Linked DNA regions of Homo sapiens: regions 1 and 3 are each linked to region 2. Evidence: read pairs that join two places in POLR2A ChIA-PET (ENCODE). Cell type or tissue: K562. All regions are shown on one strand. Each heading gives the region's core, and the rest is flanking DNA. Links, peaks and the distances in the headings are about the cores only.

Region 1 (8,603 bases), core at 2,500-4,999, 200 kb before region 2:
TCTAGTATGGTCCGCAAAGTTACTAACAAACTCACCAATGGAGCTAGTAATGTTCACTGCCTGAAAAGACCCTTTCCTGCCTCCTTCTTTAAATTTTTTTTTAAAATTTCTGCCTCCTTTTTTGTCAAATAACTGTTCATCATTTAGTGCTCAGCTTATATATCACCACCTTTCTCAACTCTCCCAGGCAGAGAGGTACTTCGTTTTCCTTTAGCACTCTGTTGCCATCTTTACAGTACTTTACAGCATTTTTAATACAGTAGTGCTCCTTATTTGTTCATTTTATTTATTTATTTATTTTTAGATGGAGTCTCACTCTGTTGCCCAGGCTGGAGTGCAGTGGCACAGTCTCAGCTCACTGCAACCTCCGCCTCCTGGGTTCAAGCGATTCTCCTGCCTCAGCCTCCCGAGTAGCTGGGATTATAGGTGCCTGCCACCATGCCTGGCTTTTTGTATTTTTAGTAGATACGTGGTTTCACCATCTTGGTCAGGCTGGTCTTGAACTCCTGACCTTGTGATCCACCCGCCTTGGCCTCCCAAAGTGCTGGGATTATAGGCGTGAGCCACCATGCCCGGCCTTATTTTATTTTTTTACAGATAGGATCTGGCTCCATTGCCCAGGCTGGAGTGCATTGGTGTCTTGCTGTGTCACCCAGGCTGGTTTCAAACTCCTGGGTTCAAGTAATCTTCCTCCCCTCAGCCTCCCAAAGTGCTGGGACTTCAGGCATGAGCCACCATGCCCAGCCCTCCTTATCTGTTTAGAAGTGTTTCTCCAGTTAGTTTGGGAGCTTCCCAAAGGCAGGAATTATCTCGTTTATCTCTGTATCCTCTATTTATTTTTTCCCTTTTTTTTTTTTTGAGACAGAGTCTCACTCTGTCACCCAGGCTGGAGGGAGTGGTGTGATCTCGGCTCAATGCAACCTCCGCCTCCCAGACTCAAGCAATTCTCCTGCCTCAGCCTCCTGAGTAGCTGGAATTACAGGTGCATGCCACCACGCCCAGCTAATTTTTGTATTTTTAGTAGAGACGGGGTTTCACCATGTTTGCCAGGCCGGTCTTGAACTCCTGACCTCGTGATCTACCCACCTCGGCCTCCTAAAGTGCTAGGATTACAGGCATGAGCCACAGTGCCTGGCCTGTATGCTCTATTTCTATCCATAGTGTTTAGCATGTAAAAAGCATTCAATAAATTGCTGTCAAAGGAACATTTTTTTCAAAAAAGTTCTATTGGCAGATGCTATTACTGGGAACCAAAAAATAAAAATAAAGGATGTTGATAGGGAGAAGCAGAAATCTACTTTACTAATTTAACCTACTTTACTAATCTAATTTACTACTCCAAGCTTGGGGTTTATTTCAACTTGTTTAGGTTTCTCATGGTGGGGATGAAATGTTGTTGGGTTAAATGAAACAGTAGAAAAATATAACATTTGTATAAGTCAGTAAAAATTAGCCTTTTGCAGTAAGATCTGAACACCAATTCTCTAGATAGAAACCATCTTCTCAATTTTTTTTTTTTTTTTTAAAAGCCCGAGGTGGGCCGGGAGCAGTGGCTCACTCCTATAATCCCAGCACTTTGGGAGGTGAGGCGGGCGGCTCACGAGGTCAGGAGTTCGAGACTAGCCTGGCCAATATGGTGAAACCCCGTCTCTACTAAAAATTCAAAAAAATTAGCTGGGTGTGGTGGCACATGCCTGTAGTCCCAGCTACTTGGGAGGCTGAGGCAAAAGAATCACTTGAACCCAGGAGGTGGAGGTTGCAGTGAGCTGAGATCGCACCACTCCACTCCCGCCTGGGCGACAAAGAGAGACTCCATCTCAGGAAAAAAAAAAAAAAAAAAAGCTCAGGTGATCACGAGGGTGGATCACAAGGTCAGGAGTTCAAGACCAGCCTGGCCTACATGGTAAAAACCCGTCTCTACTAAAAATACAAAAATTAGCTGGGGCTGGTGGTGGGTGCCTGTAATCTCAGCTACTCAGGAGGTTGAGGCAGGAGAATTGCTTGAACCCAGGAGGCGGAGGATGCAGTGAGCTGGTATCATGCCACTACACTACAGCCTGGGTGACAGAACAACACTCCATCTCAAAAAAAAAAAAAAAAAGCATAGGAAGTGATTCTATAATACCTCCTTGTAGCGTACATGAGTCTTCTTTCTGAGAGAGATATAGTTGTGAGTGCTATCTGAAGAGGCAGAAATGAGACAGTGTCAGAGGGATGAAATGACATAAAAATGTCTATACACGTGGGGGAATTGGCTATGCTGAATTACATTCATAGGGTAGAGTTAAATATAATAGTATGAACTAAATTTACAGAAGCTGTGCATGTTACAATGGGGTTAAAAGATGGAGTTTGTGAATATTAGACAAACAATTTCTAGTTAAAATAATATACCATTTTTTTATCTCAAGCACTAATAATTTTATATTTGCTGTTTGACACTAATAATCTTGTATTAGCTAAAATTTGGCACAATAGATCCAGGTATTTACAGCACAGGGAATATACAAAATATTAGCAATATATATTCTGTATTTTGATGGGCTTGACTTCAGAAGTTGTAACTAGAAAATTCTACATTTCAAACAGATATATTTTATCTGTGAATTCAGAAAAGGTTCTTTTCCTAAGAGGAATCCATACCCTAATAGTCCATGGGAGGGCTTGAAGGAGACACCATTTACTAAAACTGTAAGGAATGAATTGGTGAGGGGACACCAAGCATCACTAAGTCAAACAGTGGCTTTTCTCTGTAGGTCAGGGTTGAAGTTAGAAGAAGCCATTAATCTGGGCTCTCTAATAGCAATGTGAATAACAATAATTGTGCACACCCCCATAGATATCAGATAGCTTAACCATTAAAAGCCAGGTGGATATAATCATAATGACTGGCAAAGTCAGCATGGTAGCCAAGGGAACTTGCACAGATGGTTAAAAAGATAATTTTTATTTTATTTTTTTTTGAGACAGAGTCTCACTCTGTTGCCCAGGCTCCTGTGTAATGGTGCCATCTTGGCTCACTGAGACCTCCACCTCCCAGGTTCAAGCGATTCTCCTGCCTCAGCCTCTTGAGTAGCTGGGATTACAGGCGTGCACCAACATGCCCAGCTAATTTTTTTGTATTTTTAGTAGAGATGGGGTTTTGCAATGTTGGCCAGGCTGGTCTCCAACTCCTGGCCTCAAGTTGTCCACCTGCCTTGGCCTCCTAAAGTGCTGGGATTACAGGCATGAGCCACCACGCCCAGCCAAAATATACAACTATCTTAAAGACATCAGGGATAGTGTACTCCTTATATCCCCATTTAATTAACCAATACGACCCCCAAAAAACATCAGATGGATCCTGGAGAAAGACATTTGGACTACTGCAAACTCAGTCAAGTAGTAGTCCCAAATGCAGCTGCTGTGCCAGATGTGGTATACTGGCCTAGGCAGATTATCACAGCCTCAGGAAGATGATATATGGCGATTATTCTGCTGAGTGTGTTGTTTTCCTGCCCCTGCCAGATATGAGAATCAGAAACAGTTCACATTCACTTGGAATGGACAACAGTATACATTTCAGTGTTGCCCAAAGTTATCTTACCTCTCCTGCCTCTGTCAATCTATAAACTGAAGAAAAATAAATAATCTGGCTATCCTTCAGAATACTATATTCAGAATACTATAGGTCTGTTATATTGATGGCATTGTACTAAACTGATCAAATAAGTAATAAGTGGCTAGCATGATATAGTCCTTTGGAAGATTCATGTTACAATGAATAGGAGATAAACCCTATGGCAATTCAGAGGCCCACCACATCAGTACATTTTTTTTTTTTTTTTAGATGGAGTCTCGCTCTGTCACCCAGGCTGGAGTGCAGTGGCATGATCTCGGCTCACTGCAACCTCCACCTCCTGGGTTCAAGCGATTCTACTGCCTCAGCCTCCTGAGTAGCTGGGATTACAGGCGTGCACCACCACGCCTGGCTAATTTTTGTATTTTTAGTAGAGATGGGGTTTCACCATGTTGGTCAGGCTGGTCTCAAACTCCTGACCTCGTGATTCACCAGCCTTGGCCTCCCAAAGTGCTAGGATTACAGGTGTGAGCCACTGGGCCCAACCCAGTAAAATTTTTAGGGTCCCAGTAATCTGGGACATTTCCTCCAAAATAAAAAACAAATTATTGCATCTTCCACTTTCTACCACCAAGAAGAAAGCACCAGACATTGTCATAAACACTCAATATGCTCACTCTTTTTAACTTCAGCTACTCTAATAGGTGTGTAGTGGTATTTGTTCTGATTTAAATTTGCATTTCCTCTATGACTAATGATGTTGAGTATCTTTTTATTTGCCATCAGTGCATCTTTGGTGAAGTTACTGTTCAAATCTTTTACCCATTGCAATGGACTGTTTGTGTCCCCTCAAAATTCATATGTTGACATCCTAATCCCCAAAGTGATAGTATTAGGAAGTAGGGCCTTTGGGAGGTATTTGGGTCATGAGGGTGGAGCCCTTGTGAATGGGATTAGTACCCTTCCTTTAAAAAGGAACCCTTATAAAAGACTACACATTGGGTGCAGTGTATACAGTCTGGGTGACGGGTGCACCAAAATCTCACAAATCACCACTAAAGAACTTACTCATGTAATCAAACACCACCTGTTTCCCAATAAACTATGGAAATACATTTTTTTAAGTTAGAAAATAAATAAAAAATAAAAAGGAACCCCAAGCCAGGTGCAGTGGCTCACACCTAGAATCCTGGCACTTTGGGAGGTTGAAGTGGGAGGACTGCTGGAGGCTGCAGTTCAAGACCAGCCTGGGCAACATAGTAAGACCCCATCTCTATTATTAAAAAAAAAGAGGCCAGGCGTGGTGGCTCACGCCTGTAATCCCAGCACTTTGGGAGGCTGAGGTGGGCGGATTACGAGGTCAGGAGATCAAGATCATCCTGGCTAGCACAGTGAAACCCCATCTCTACTAAAAAATAGAAACAATTAGCCAGGCATGGTGGCAGGCGCCTGTAGTCCCAACTACTTGGGAGGCTGAGGCAGGAGAATGGCGTGAACCCAGGAGGCAGAGATTGCAGTGAGCCAAGATCATGCCACTGCACTCCAGCCTGGGCAACAGAGCGAGACTCCATCTCAAAAAAAAAAAAAAAGAAAAGAAAAGAAAGGGGGCTGGGCTCAGTGGCTTATGCCTGTAATCCCAGCACTTTGGGAGGCTGAGGCAAGTGGATCACCTGAGGTCAGGAGTTCAAGACCAGCCTGACCAACATGGTGAAACCCCCTCTCTACCAAAAATACAAAAATTAGCCGGGCGTGGTGGTATGCACCTGTAATCCCAGCTACTTGGGAGGCTGAGGCAGGAGGATCGCTTGAACCTGGGAGGCGGAGTTTGCAGTCAGCCGAGATCGTGCCACTGCACTCCAGCCTGGGTGACAGAGCGAGAGTCCATCTCAAAAAAAATAATAATAAGAAGAAAGGGATCCCAGAGAGTGTCTGTTTCTGCCATATGAGATACAGTAAGAACATAGTAGTCTGCAATCAGAAGAGGGCCCTCACCAGAACATGAACATGCTGGCACCAAAATCTCAGACTTCCTAGCCTCCATAGCTATGAGAAATAAATTTCTGTTGTTTAAGCCACCCAGTCTATGGTAATTTGTCATAGCAGCCTGAACCAACTAAGAGTTGTGTGAACATATTTGTAATAGCTGCTTGGAAGTATTTGTATGCTAGGCCAGGTGTGGGGGCTCCCGCCTATAATCCCTGCACTTTGGGAGGCTGAGGTGGGTGGATCACTTGAGGCCAGGAGTTTAAGACCAGCTTGGCCAATATGGCGAAACCCCATTTCTGCTAAAAATACAAAAATTAGCTGGGTGTGGTGGCGCATACCTGTAATCCCAGCTACCTGGGGGGCTGAGGCACGAGATTCATTTGAACACAGGAGGTGGAGGTTGCAGTGAGCCGAGATTGTGCCACTGCACTGCAGCCCAGGAAACAGTGCAAGATGCTCTCAAAAAAAAATAAATAAATAAATAAAAGGCCCGGCGCGGTGGCTCACGCCTGTAATCCCAGCACTTTGGGAGGCTGAGGTGGGCGGATCTCAAGGTCAGGGGTTCAAGAACAGCCTGACCAACATGGTGAAACCCCCGTCTCTACTAAAAATACCAAAATTAGCCGGATGTGATGGTGTGCACCTGTAATCCCAGCTACTCAGGAGGCTGAGGCAGAATTGCTTGAACCCAGGAGGCGGAGGTTGGCAGTGAGCTGAGATTGCACCTTTGCACTCCAGCCTAGGCGACAGAGTGAGACTCCGTCTCAAAAACAAACAAACAAAAAAAAGTATTTGTTTGTCTACTAAAGTCAACATCTGGGCTCTTCAAAGGCAGTTTCTATTACCTGTTTTGTTTTCTCCTGTGTATGGATCACACTTTCATGTTTTTTGCTCATCTTGTAACTTCGTGTTACAAAGTGGACATTTTAAATAATATATTGTTAGGCCGGGCATGGTGGCTCACGCCTGTAATCCCAGCACTTTGGGAGGCCGAGGCGGGCAGATCACGAGGTCAGGAGTTTGAGACCAGCCTGGCCAACATGGTGAAACCCCATCTCTACTAAAAATACAAAAATTAGCCAGACAGAGGTGGGAGTTGTAGCTCATGTGAGTCAGGGAACCAAGTTCCAGCCCAACTTGGTCTTCTTCATACCCTGTTCCATGATTATGACTTGATAAAAAAAAAGAAAAATATAAATCTTTTTTTTTTTTTTTTTTTTTTGACAGAGGAGGCTGAGGCAGGAGAATTGCTTAAACCTGGGAGGTGGAGGTTGCAGTGAGCCAAGATCATCCCACTGCACTAAGCCTAGGTGACAGAGCAAGACTCTGTCTCGGAAAATAATAATAATAATAACAATAATAATATATTGTAGCAAGTCCATGTCCTGATCTCTATTCCCACTCTCTCCCACCCACCACCCTCCCCTCTAGACTTTTGCTGTTGTTTCCTTGTTTTCTTCTGTTAACCAAAAGGAAAAAAACTGAGGAAAAATTAACTAAGTACAGAGTCTGTTTGGGCCAAGTTAATGGACTACAACCCAGGAGCACAGATTCAAGTTGCCCTGAATATACGCTCTGATTAACAGCAGTTATAAGTGGGTTTTTAAAGGAATATAGAAGAGGCAATTTCTAAGTTGCTTATCAAGAATTTATGTTAGGGCCGGTCATGGTGGCTCACCTCTGTAATCTCAGCACTTTTGGAGGCTAAGGTGGACAGATTACCTGAGGTCAGGAGTTTGAGACCAGCCTGGCCAACATGGTGAAACCCTGTCTTTACCAAAAATACAATTACTGGGGCATGGTAGCATGTGCCTGTAATCCCAGCTACTCAGGAGGCTGAGGCAGAAGAATTGCTTGAACCCGGGAGGCGGAGGTTGCAGTGAGCCGAGAATGCAACACTGTACTCCAACCTGGGCAACAGGATGAGACTCTTGTCTCAAAAAAAATAAAAAAAGAATTTATGTTAAAGTAATATAAGCTATTGATTGGCTGTACATTGTTCTTTATATCACAAATTCCAGGAACAGGAAGATAATGGCTGAGGCTGGGCATAGTGGCTCACACCTGTATTTTCAGCACTTTGGGAGGCTGAGGCAGGTGGATCACTTGAGCCCAGGAGTTGAGACTAGCCTGGGCAACATGGGGATACCCCATCTCTACAAAAAATACAAAAATTAGGGCCGGGCACGGTGGCTCACACCTGTAACTCCAGCACCTGAGGTCAGGAGTTTGAGACCAGCCAGTCCAACATGGTGAAACCCTGTCTCTACTAAAAATACAAAAATTAGCCAGGCGTGGTGGCATGCACCTGTGGTCCCAGCTACTCAGGAGGCTGAGGCAGGAGAATTGCTTGAACCCAGGAGGTGGAGGCTGCAGTGAGCTAAGATGGTGTCACTGCACTCCAGCCTGGGCAACAGACTGAGACTCCGTCTCAGAAAAACAAAAGGAAAATTTGCCAGGTGTAGTAGTGCATGCCTGTAGTCTCAGCTACTCAGGAGGCTGAGGCAGGAGGATTGCTTGAGTCCAGGAGGTCAAGGCTGCAGTGAGCTGTGATTGCACAACTGCACTCCAGCCTAGGTGACAGAGTGAGACCCTGTCAAAAGAAAGATAAAAAAAGATAATGGGTGAGGCAGTCAGGAACCTACAGGGAAGAAAAGAAATAACAGGCCAGGCACGGTGGCTCACATCTGTAATTCCGGCACTTTGGGAGGCTGAGGTGGGAAGATCACGAGGTCAGGAGATTGAGACCATCCTGGCCAACATGGTGAAACCCCGTCTCTACTAAAATACAAATAATTAGCCGGGTGTGGTGGTGCACACCTGTAGTCCCAGCTACTAAAGAGGCTGAGTCAGGGCAATTGCTTGAACCTGGGAGGTGGAGGTTGCAGTGAGCCGAGATCACGCCACTGCACTCCAGCCTGGCAACAGAGCAAGACTCTGTCTCAAAAAAAAAAAAAAAAAAAAAAGAAAGAAAGAAATAACAAAATGCCTTTAAACCATTGTCCCCAGGCATGAGTGCAGGAGTGTGTGGCTGAAGTCCCATATTCATGTGTTTTTT
Region 2 (8,603 bases), core at 2,953-5,452:
TCTTCACATGCCAGCATCATGGGGATGGCGTCTGTGGAAGGGTCAAGGGTCAGGCCCTGCCCAGACCCCTCTAGGCAGCCTTAAGCCTTCCTTCCTATGCTGCCCTATCCAGACCTTCCATCATCACTTAGGCTTTTCCCTCATGGTGCCCCTTCCCCAAGAGCCTGGGAGCCCATACCCACCGAGCATGCTGACCCGGAGGGTGACAAGGGCCTCTTCGGGGCCTGAGCTCAGACCAGCTGGCCAGTCAGCATTAAGGACATGGAAGTAGCTCTCAAGCAGGGCACGAAGCTCTGGGCCACGAGGAGGTGCGCGGCTGGCATGCAAGACATGGACTGCACCTACCAGTGCCTCTAGAGCCAGTGGCACTAGGCACGGGTCCGGGGCTGGCCCACGGCTCCAGCCCCGCACCACACTCAGCAGGCCCTTCACAGAGCCATCACTTACAGCCATCTGCCCGTTCTCCTGCAGGTGTGGACAGAGATGGGCAGTGGGCAAGGGGCTCACCCAGCAGAGAGATACTGAAAGAGCTGCTCTCTAGTCCACAGGCTCACCTCCCAGCCTACCTTTCCTCCAGCGAGGACGGCGCAGAAGAGGTGGATGAGACGTAACAGCAGTATGGGAGGCAAGTGGTCTGCATTCTGTAGGCTCTCTGGGTAGGGGGGTGTGGGCAGGGTAATGTCACCAAGGTTGCAGGGCTATGGACCCAGGGGGCTGCACAAGAGGTGAGTGCCCTGGGGTGGAGGGGAGAGGGAGCTGGGCCAAGTAAAAGATCCAGTGTGAGGGATAAGAGCTGGCTCTGCCCTGGGGGGCATCTAAGGAGTTATGGCTGTATAGTAGAGGGCCTGAAAGGGACAACCCTTCTTTGGGGGACTTAAGGGTGACAAAGACCAGCCCTGAGAGTCTAGCCAGCTTCCCAGATCCTTAAGCCCCAAAGTGAGGGCCCCAGCATGAGCACATACCCTTCCACTTCCCCATGATGACCAGGGCTTAGTTTCTCAGATGCAAATCTCTTGCTGCCTCTGCCCTGTGACGGTTGGTGCTTCCCATGCCGTGCTCTGGGGACTCTGCTGTATCTACTATACTGATGCCACCTCCCCCCACGCCCATGCCTTTGCCTGGGACTTCTAGGGGCTTTCACAACCTAATACGTAGGAGGCCCACCTGGCCCTGCGCCAGCAAAACTGGACAGGATGCCAGGCCAGGGACTGAAACTCAGAGGGCAGAAGGGACTAGCCCCGGGTCACATGCCTGGCAGAGGAGGAAGAGTAGGGCTGGGGCTTGATTCCGGCTGGATGGGTGGGAGGCCTCCTTGGGGATGGGGCTTTTGAGGGGAGACCTGAGAATGCAGTTGGAGGGGAGAAGGCACAGCATGGGCTAAGACCCTGAGGTGGGGTCAGTGGTAGCAGTCTGGGAATGAGAGGACAGAAGCCAGGCTGAGCAGCAGGGCAAGTGGAGAGAAAGGCTGTGGGAGGAGTAGGATTTCATCTTGAGGACGTCAGGTTGACATCAAGGGATATGATGGGAGGAGAAATGAAATCCAGTTTGTTTTAATAACAGCACCCAGGCTATGGGAAAATAAAGTCGAGGAGCTCCCTAGGGGTGCCTCCCCTCCTGGAGTTGCTGCCCCAACTCTAGATCCAGGCCCACAGCTCCATGGGGGCATCACTGAGACATTTAATATCCCAATAGGTCACCACCTTTTCACAGCCCTGCCCACCTCTGTCCAGGCCATATCCCACCCTGAGCCTATCTAAAGTCCTGGCCAGTCTCCCTCCAATGAGAGGAGAGAGGGGACCCAGGGGTGGAGGGTCACCAGGGAGAACAGGTTCACAGGACCACCTGTGAACAGGCAGCCACAGCTGTCCTGGGCACCAGATCCTCCAGCAGCCAGGGAACAGGAGGTGGAGATACCTCCTGTGTCTCCGGGATGGGTGGAGATGCGTGGAGGCTATGGGGACAAAGGGATTGGACCAGAGAGTTTTAAGATCACAGTAGGGTACAAGTGGCTAGAAGGATCCAGGAGATGGCGGGGAAAGAGGATGAGAAATCTGGGTAGGCAGGTTGACCCCACCCCTCCACCTGATGGGAGGCCCTCGCTCCAGCCCAAGATGTCTTCTCTTGTCTCTGTCCCTAAACTCTTGCTTGGTCTTTGGTTCTCCCAGTCCTGCATGCAGCCACCACCAAGTGGTTCCTGTGTATGGCAGGATCAAGGAACGACAGGAAGGGGCCTAGGTTTGGGGGTGGAGCCAAGTGGGGGCAGGGGCGGGGCCTGACCTTGGAAGAAGGCGCTGAATTCCTGGGGCAAAGCAGCAGGAGGGAACTTGTATTTGCTCTTCTCCTTGGAGCTGATGACTTCCCTGGGGGCAGTGAGGCCAAGTACATCAGCCCGGCTCTCACCACTCCTGGCCGTCACCCCTCCTTGGGCCCAGCGCGGCCATCCTCTCCCCACCCTCCTCTGGGTTCCCTTCCTGTGGGCTGGGTCTCACCCACTGCGCTGGCGCCGCCAGGTTTGGTAAGGGTCAAAGAGGCCCTCGCAGAGAAGCAGAGCATGTAGGGCCACATTCTCCAACTGCGTGCCTCGGCCCTGGGGTGGTGGGCATCCTTTCAGCTGTAGGTGTGGGGAGAGAGGGTTAGCCCCGCCATGGCTACCGCCTGCCTCCCTGCATACACCCTCTGCCCCCCAAGGTAGAGGCCACTTCACCTCCGCCACCAACTTGGTCAACAGTGCCAGCACTCGGGGCACTAGCACTTGGCCCCGGCCTGCCTCTATGTTCTCCAGGTTCCTGGGGGAGTCAATGATGAGAGAGGTCACAATAATACACCATGCCCCTCCTTGTCCCCTCTCCCTCTGGCCCACAGTTCTAGGCCCCTGCTTGTAGAGTGGACAACAGAGACACCTGCAGAGAATGATGAAGAGCTTGAGCAGCAGGAGGGCTTGCTCCAGGTCAGCCTGGTGCAGCTGTTCGGCCAGCACATGCAGCTCATCCAGTGGTAGCAGCGGGACCTCTGCACCTGCCTCCTCTGGCCTGCAAGGAAAGGGGAGACACGGGTGCTGAGGACCCCTCAATCTCCCTGCTCTGTCCCTGCCCTCAGTGCAGATCCAGCCTCACCTTCGTGGCTCCAGAGAGGACAGTGAGATGCTCTTCTTGAAGGCACCTACAAAGGCCTTCAGCCACTGCTGCAGGTAACCCAGGTCCTTCTGTAGGCAGAACAGGGGAACAGTGGTGGGGGGCAGGAGGGATGCAGTAAACAGGGCAGGGACAAGGGGATGTAGACAGAGGCGAAGAATGAATGGAGGTGGACAGAGGGCATGGACAAGGGGTTAAAGGCAGAGTGGAGGGTGTGGAGAAGGGGAGTGGGGGACGGGGGAGGGAGGGCAGGACATTGGAAGGTCAGCATCAGAGAGTTAGGTACATACTGACCACTTTTCCAGGCACCCCACTGCTTCTCTCAGCCTCCCAGTTTCTGCTCCCACCTCCCTAATGCCTGCAGTCCTAGGCAGGTCTGACACAGCCAGGGGAGGGGCGTAAGTGGGGTGTGGCTGTGGCCCACACTGGTGCTAGGGCTGGAGAAGGTGTCCCACACAGCAGCCACCCCCTACCAAGAGCCTTGGGCTGGGTCCTCATCTGCCATCTTCACCCAGCCCAGCAGCCACCACCTTCAGTAGCCTTCTTTAACTGTGGATCCCAGGACACACGTGTACCATTAGACAGGCAGACCCAGACATGCGCACATCCTCATGTGCGGCCCTGCCTTGCCCCGGGAACCTCCACCCACCCTTGCTGGTTACCTGGACCCCAGGCCCCAGAGCTGGTTCCATGGGCAAGAGGGGCAGTGGCTAAGCCCAGGTCTAGGCGCTGCCAGGAAAACTTTGGTGTGAACGGGAAATGTCTCCTCCCGCCCCGGGGCTGGGGCAGGAAGCGCAGAGTCACGGTGGGGGAGGGGGACCGCTTCCTCCCGGCAGACCGCAGGGATGTGGGGGGGCCGGGGCACCCTGGGCCCCAGTGAGAGAGGCTGCAAGCGACCTGGCCTGCACAGAGGGTGGGACCTGTTACAGAGGGGTGGAGTCACCTGTCCTGGGTGGGGCTTGTGGGCCAAGACTAGTTTTACAAGCATGAGGTTGGCGCCTGGAAGAGCTCTTATCCAGGTGAGGGTTCTGATCCTGCTGCTGCAGTACCCTTCACTTAAGGCACCCACAGCTCCCTGACCTGCGCGCAAGGCCTCAGGCCACAGGGGTCGATGTAGAAGACTCAGCCATACCTTTGTCCCGCCCCGCCGCCCGCCATGTCCTGGCCACCTCATCTGAACTCTGCAGTTCTCTTCGCTCAGGAACACAGCTGATAAATCCTAGCCTAGCCCGTATCTGCTCTAATCTCTAAGCCCCTCCCAGGGGCCAGGGGTGGGTTGTGGCTTATACAGGAGCTCCTCCAGGCTGGCCCCATATGGAGCTCCTAACCAGCTGAGTCCAAAAGGCAGCCTTCTTTCCTAGAGTCAGAGAGGTGGACAGGGGGAGCTAGAGTGGAAAAGGATGAAGAGGCAAGGGACACATCACAGTCAGCACTCAGCAGGCCTCAGGCTGCTCCCCAGGGGCCATGGGCCTCATACCCAAGGACCTCCAGAACTATCTTTGGATGGATGGCTAATTTTTGCAGCCTATGGGCCCAGACCACGGGCAAGGCCTGAATGGCCCCAGGGCAAGAGGCCTGACTGCAGCAGACCTGAGCCAGATCCCCAAAAAACCTAGGCAGAGCAGCCGTCCACCCTGTGATTGGGGAACTCCCTGGTACAGTTTAGTGCAGATCTGAAGCCCAGACAACTCAGAGAGGTGCCAGGGCCACCATGGTGCAGACCCACACAACCATGACATTTTGTCTGTCAGTTACATTTATTGACCTCTCCACCCTCTCCTGCTGGCAGCCTCCTCCCGAACAATCAGCAAGGAGCCCAAAATACCCAGATCCTGAGACAGCAGAGGTGGCCAGGGGCCCTGGACCATTTCTTCTGAACCTCTCCCATTGCAGATGGGGAAACAGGAGGCCCCACAGGGGATGCCTTATCTACTACTTTGTCTTCAGTGTACCTTTGAGGATGCTAAAAGCCAGACCTTAGTTCTAGGCCAGGACCACTCATGATTGCTAGCAAGCCAGCCCATGAGGACCATGCGGGCCCCGATCCTTGCCTCAGTGGCCCCACAGAGACCCCTAGCTGCCTTCAAAAATGTCCCAATACTGTCTTCCTCTCTTCTGCCCCTCAGTCAAGCTAGTCACTCAAAATGTGAGTCTTCCTGCCAGCTGCAGCTCTACTGAGCACCTGAAAGCCCAAATTTGACCGTGTCTAACCCCTCCCCATAAAGGCTCAACTGCTGAGCAGCATTCCAGGCTGCTGGTCCAACCAGAACCTGCTTCTCCAGCTTCCACCTCTCCCCCTCTGTGGTTCACATCCTCCTATCCAGGCCTTTTCCCACCCTATGCCCCACTGCCTTGTGTGACTTGGGCTTTTGGTACTTGAGCAGGAACCTCCCACCCTCCTGGTGGCCATCACCTTGATCAGCCTTCCCAGCACAGGGGTGGGTCCCTCAATCTCTACATACTCCTAGAGTATGTAGATAGTACTTTCTGTCCCTAGAACCACACCCTTGGCCTGTCCAGTCCTGTAAACTTTCAGCAGATTGGGCTGAGCTGGGTTCAGGGCTGGGACAATCAAGACAGCCTTCAGGGGCTCTGAAAGGGGATGACGAGGTCTCCAAAGCACAGTATTAGGCAGGGGTGGGGTGGCTGCCTGTCCTGCCTCCCTGGGTCTCACTGTTTCTCCCTGGAAGACCTCAGGCCAACTCTGACCTAGGCCCCATGGCTTGAGACTGCAATGTGTCGGGGTACGGGAGTCCCTCAGGGAGCCAGGGTCAGAGGGCAGAGAATGGCAGGGGACGAGAGCATGGTGGCAGTGCTGCATGTGAGGGTCCAGGGCCTGGGAGGAGTGGCCATGATGCTCAGGCTTCCCATGCCCCTCTCAGAGCTTCTGCCTTGGTCGGTTGTGCCAGCTCTGAGCAGGAACACGGGTCAGGGACAGTCCAGCCCCTTGCCCCAACCTAACTGGGTCAGGGCCCCAACCCTGTCCCCCACTGAAGGCAGGTCGGGAGCAGCCACACCTGCCAAGCCCTCTCCAGGGTCCATAGGTAAGTGATGCCCAGGTCCTGCAGCAGGGGAGAAGGTTGTGGGAATGTGGAAGGCCGGTGTCCCTGGGAAGAGGGGGTCTCATGTGCACCACCACAGAGACCCCAACTTATGCCCAACTAGCTGTGAGGGCACTTGAGAGTGCTGGGGGTGAGGGGCTCCCGAGGGCTGCTTAGGCTCAAACAGTCCCTGGGTGGGCATGGAACTGCCACTCCTCTGGAATTCTGAAGTAACCTGGAGGGCTGAGGGCTGGTGGTTGTGACATTGGTGGGGAGTACAGGGAGTACACCTTGTTTGCCAAGCTGACAGGGATCATTGAGCTGCCTGACACCATGCTGCTCCCAGACCCTGCCTGACGTACCCCAAGGCCATTGCACAATGGGCCTCGAGTAGACATCTGTCACCATCACGGCTTGATCAGCCAGTCACATGCCCTATCACAAGCTCACATCTGAGGCCCTGTAGGGTGGTGCCCACCTCACCTGCAGCCTCCATACCCCAAACCCGCTGGATGCCTGGGCCCAAGGGCGTGAATCACTGTCTCTACCCCCACAGGTCTGCCTGTGCTTTGCTCTTGTTTGCTCTGCTGGAATGCCCCCATCAGGGGCATCAGCACCCTTTGTAAGACCCATTCCTGTCTGGTGCCTCTCACCAACCGAATCAGGTGAGGGCATGGGTTCCGGAGTCCAGTCCCCGTTCTAACTCTCAGTAGCTTGTTACTTAACATTAACCTCTTTAAAACCATCCCTTTGCTTCTTGGGTAAAAGTTCTCCAGCCACACCTACCCAACTCGAGGTCAGGGTAAGGTGAGTGGAGTTCCAGATCCAGGGGCTCTGGCCTGCCCGAGCTCCCTGAATTCCAGGCAACAACCCCCAGCCCCCTCTGTGAGTGACAGTAAGAGGCATTAATGGACCCCAGGGAAGAGCTAGGAGCAGGAAGGGAGAGAAGAGCACAGCTCAAGAGTGGGTGACTCCTCTCAGTCAGAGCTGCCTGGGCGGTAGTGAGCACTCCATCTTCAGGGACAGACAAGCAGAAGTGGGACAGGGTGGTGTTTATGTGGAATAGCCTATCCCAGGCCTAGGGGGTCCCCCCATTCAGTATCAGGACGGGGAGGACAATGTCAAGCTAAACGTGACTTCTGGCTACATCACCAGGACTGGAGGTCAGGCTTGGAGGATGTTAGGCCATGGGATGAAGCAGGAAGATGGGACTTTGCTGGGGCAGGGACAACTGAGGATAGTGGTTTGAGTGCCTGGGTGGCTGGGCCAGTCTCTCCCACTTACCTGGAGAGGGGGTGCTGAAAGGGTGGACCTTCTGATCTCCATGACACCCACCCTGCCCCAGGGCCTGACCATCCCCTTGTACTATTGTTTTTTTTGTTTTTTTTTGAGACGGAGTCTCGCTCTGTCGCCGGCCCAGGCTGGAGTGCAGTGGCGCGATCTCAACTCACTGCAAGCTCCGCCTCCCAGGTTCACACCATTCTCCTGCCTCAGCCTCCTGAGTAGCTGGGACTACAGGCACTCGCCATCACGCCTGGCTAATTTTTTTTTTTTTTTTTTTTAGTAGAGATGGGGTTTCACTGTGTTAGCCAGGATGGTCTTGATCTCCTGACCTCGTGATCTGCCCGCCTCAGCCTCCCAAAGTGCTGGGATTACAGGCGTGAAACACCGCGCCTGGACACTATTTTTTTTTAAGCAAGGAAAGCATAGATTTATTGAAATGAAAGTACACTCCACAGAATGGAAGTAGGTTCAAGCAAGCGGCTCAAGAGCTGACCAATCCCTTTTACTATCACTAAGGAAAATGGGAATTTCCTTCTAGGGTCCCCATAGACCCCATGGTAACTGACCCTGTTTCTACGGGGACCCCACACTTCCCCATCAGCTCCCCAGTTGTCATAACAACTCCAGGAATCACCAGTGCCCACCCAAGCCTGGGCTGTGTGCTCATCTCCCTATCACTACAGGCCCTTCTCCTTCAGGTGCCTTGGTAATAGAGGCAGGGGACCAAGCACCAAAGAAGTGACTCCACCTTCCCTTTACCCATTTCAGGAAGGTAAACTGAAGCCCAAAAAGGATATGACCAGATAAAGCCAGGTGCGGTGGCTCACGCTTGTAATCCCAGCACTTTGGGAGGCTGAGGCGGGCAGATCACAAGGTCAGGAGTTTGAGAGCAGCCTAGCCAACATAGTGAAACCCCGTCTCTACTAAAAATACAAAAATTAGCCGGGTGTGGTGGCACACGCCTGTAGTCTGAGCTACTCGGGAGGCTGAGGTAGGAGAACTGCTTGAACCCGGGAGGCAGAGGTTGCAGTGAACTGAGACCATGCCATTGCACTCCAGCCTGGGTGACAGAGTGAGACTCTGTCTAAAAAAAAAAAAAAAAAGGAATATGACCAGGTAAAGTACCGGGGGAGTGGAGGGCCTGACC
Region 3 (2,500 bases), core at 1-2,500, 160 kb before region 2:
AAGGCATTTAAGTGGGATCTCTTTTTTTTTTTTTCTTTTTTGGATCAGGGCCTCCCTTGTCACCTAGGCTGGAGTGCAGTGGTATGATCCCAGTTCACTGTAGCCTCGAACTCTTGGGCTCAAGCAATCCTCCTGCCTCAGCCTCCCAAGTAGCTGGGACAACAGGCATGCGCCACCACACCTAGCTAATTTTTAAATTTTTTTTGTAGAGATAGGAGTCTTACTATGTTGCCCAAGCTGGTCTCAAACTCCTGGCTTCAAGGAATCCTCCCACCTCGGCCTCCCAAAGCACTGGAATTACAGTGCTGGGCACCCCTGTGCCTGGCCTTAAGTGGGGAGTCTCTTGAAAATGGTTGGTTTGAGGCTGGCCAACAGAGCTAAGACAAAATTTGATAGGTTTGTTGTTGTCATTTTTCCATAGTTGGACTTATACAGTATTTGGAAGTCTCTCATTCAAATGAAAGGCAATTACCTTGTATAATTTTTGGTTAATTACCTTGTATAATTTTTGGTTAATAAAAATTGTGTAATAAAATGTTGTATTTGAGTCTCTTAGCTTTGGAATTTGTGTAAATTTACTTTGTTTAATTTGGTAGTCTTTGCTTTTTAATTTTTTAATTTTAAAAATTAGATAATCACTTCACTGGGTCTCACCTCACTGCCCAGGCTGGTCTTGAACTCTTGGTCTCAAGTGATCCTCCTGCCTCAGCTTTCCAAAGTGCTGGGATTACAGGCGTGAGCCACCATGCCTGTTTTTTGTGTTTTTGGTCAAGCTAATGGTTACTTCAGTCTTTTTTCCAGCTGAGCAAACATATTGTCATTTCAATGGAGGTTTAAGATAGGTCTGAATTCCCATAGTTGCTTTTTATTTTAGAATGCTTTTTCTGTCAAATGCTAACATCTTGCAAGTGAAAATATCCTTGGGATGATGTGGGTGTTGATAAGACTGCAATTGTGCTGGCAGGCTTCTGGGAGGTCTGCTTACTGGGAGCACTGCTCTGGGCTTGCAAGAACCTAGAGCAAGTGGTGGTTTCCAATTGTAGTTCTTCCTGTGGCCCACTTCCCTGCCAAGTGTGGTTGGACCCTCTCTTTGGGGAGGACTATTATCGTAATCAACACTATTTGCTTCATGGTTAGCTCTTTGTGAATCCGTGGTCTAACTTGTGTTTTGAGGCTTTTGTCTGATATTTGGCCTCATGATGAATAGTTATTAATTACATACTCTATTTGAAGAAGCAGAAGATGCTAGGTTTAAAGTTTAAATTTTTTATGAGTTTTGTGTGAATGTAAAGTGGAGCAAATACTGTTTTTCACAAATTATATTAAATGACTGTAAAAACTCTTTCTATAGAAATCCATTTATTCTGGCCTTGAGCACACACAGACCTGGTTGAAAATACATCTGGTTAAAAATTGCCTGGTTAAAAATACGACTCTTCCATTAATTTATCAATACTTGATTGGAGTATCAACTCTAAAACATAAGCTACACATTTTATGGTACTGGTTCTGTGCTGAAAATGTAGTTAAGAATTATCTGTAGTAAAGGCAAATTTCTTTGAGGTACAATACAACATTTTAGAAATTGGTGAAAATCTCTTCAAGTTTGCCTCAAGGTAACCATAATAGGTATATTTTCAAGCTTAAGCTTACCATGTCTATTGAGGAACAAAAACAAAACAACTTTTGTTGTACAATTATTCAGGAAACCAGTTGTCACAATTATGAAAAGTATAGTATACTTTTTGGCAGATTAGCAGTTTGTGTAAGGAAGTAGTGTTACTAGCTGATATGAACACCTTGAACACATTCAAACCGTAGTGATTGAATATAAAAAGACTGTTCCCCCAATTATAGTATTGCTCATATGAATTAGGGAGATGATGAGATTTGCAAGAAGTATTTGGTGCTCTTCCTTCTTTGACTACCTATTTTCTTTCCAAACTTTTTTTTTTTTTTTTTTTTGAGACAAGAGTCTTGGTCTCTCTCCCAGGCTGGAGTGCAGTGGTGCGATCTTGGCTCTCTGCAACCTCCGCTTCCCGGGTTCAAGTAATTCTCCTGCCTCAGCCTCCCAAGTAGGTGGGATTACAGGCGCGTACCACCACGCCCGGCTAATTTTTGTGTTTTAGCAGAGATGGAGTTTCACTATGTTGGCTAGGCTGGTCTCGAACTCCCGATCTCAGGTGATCCACCCGCCTTGGCCTCCCCACATGCTGGGATTATAGACATGAGCCACTGTACGCGGCATGCTCTTAGAGAAGATCATGATGGTGTCAGGATATGAAACTGGGAGCAGGAGTTAGAATCTGTGATAGGACTTTTTTTCCAGTTGTGCGTATGTGTGCTGCACAATTTTTTTGTTAGCTGTGTGCTTTTTTGAAATGTACCGATTGCTTAAGCTTTTTTATTTTCATCGATGCTATTTTTTCATATAAGTTTTTAAAAGATATGTTTTTATATATGTATTTTTATAATTCTGTAATTTTTAAGATGTTTTGGT

The links. Peaks named below come from ENCODE experiments on the same cell type or tissue, not always from the same donor. Only the 100,000 strongest peaks of a DNase experiment are listed, where the experiment ranks them.
Region 1: POLR2A ChIA-PET joins it to region 2 with 6 read pairs; 3 of 35 experiments call an interaction of 5 or more read pairs at or near these places.
Region 3: POLR2A ChIA-PET joins it to region 2 with 5 read pairs; 14 of 35 experiments call an interaction of 5 or more read pairs at or near these places.

The regions. Positions count from the first base shown.
Region 1 is chr3:47,181,359-47,189,961 of GRCh38, reverse strand. All of the region lies in intron 2 of KIF9-AS1 (KIF9 antisense RNA 1), which reads right to left. Among named protein-coding and RNA genes, the nearest start is that of KIF9-AS1, 21 kb to the right of the region's middle. RefSeq lists a silencer at 2,097-2,297. In K562, for the core only: no CTCF peak of the experiment used is centred there; a DNase peak (open chromatin) is centred at 3,461.
Region 2 is chr3:46,983,268-46,991,870 of GRCh38, reverse strand. It overlaps NBEAL2 (neurobeachin like 2), which reads right to left. Exons shown (of 54, transcript NM_015175.3): 2 at 3,114-3,202; 3 at 2,901-3,029; 4 at 2,705-2,786; 5 at 2,490-2,611; 6 at 2,278-2,360; 7 at 567-652; 8 at 183-465; 9 at 1-31. Among named protein-coding and RNA genes, the nearest start is that of NBEAL2, 7.9 kb to the right of the region's middle. RefSeq lists enhancers at 1,027-1,276, 4,769-4,828, 6,309-7,061 and a silencer at 3,809-3,988. In K562, for the core only: a CTCF peak has its summit at 4,502; DNase peaks (open chromatin) are centred at 3,530, 4,010 and 4,390; H3K4me3 peaks cover 1,862 bases.
Region 3 is chr3:47,151,293-47,153,792 of GRCh38, reverse strand. All of the region lies in intron 1 of SETD2 (SET domain containing 2, histone lysine methyltransferase), which reads left to right. Among named protein-coding and RNA genes, the nearest start is that of SETD2, 12 kb to the left of the region's middle. In K562, for the core only: no CTCF peak of the experiment used is centred there; a DNase peak (open chromatin) is centred at 979.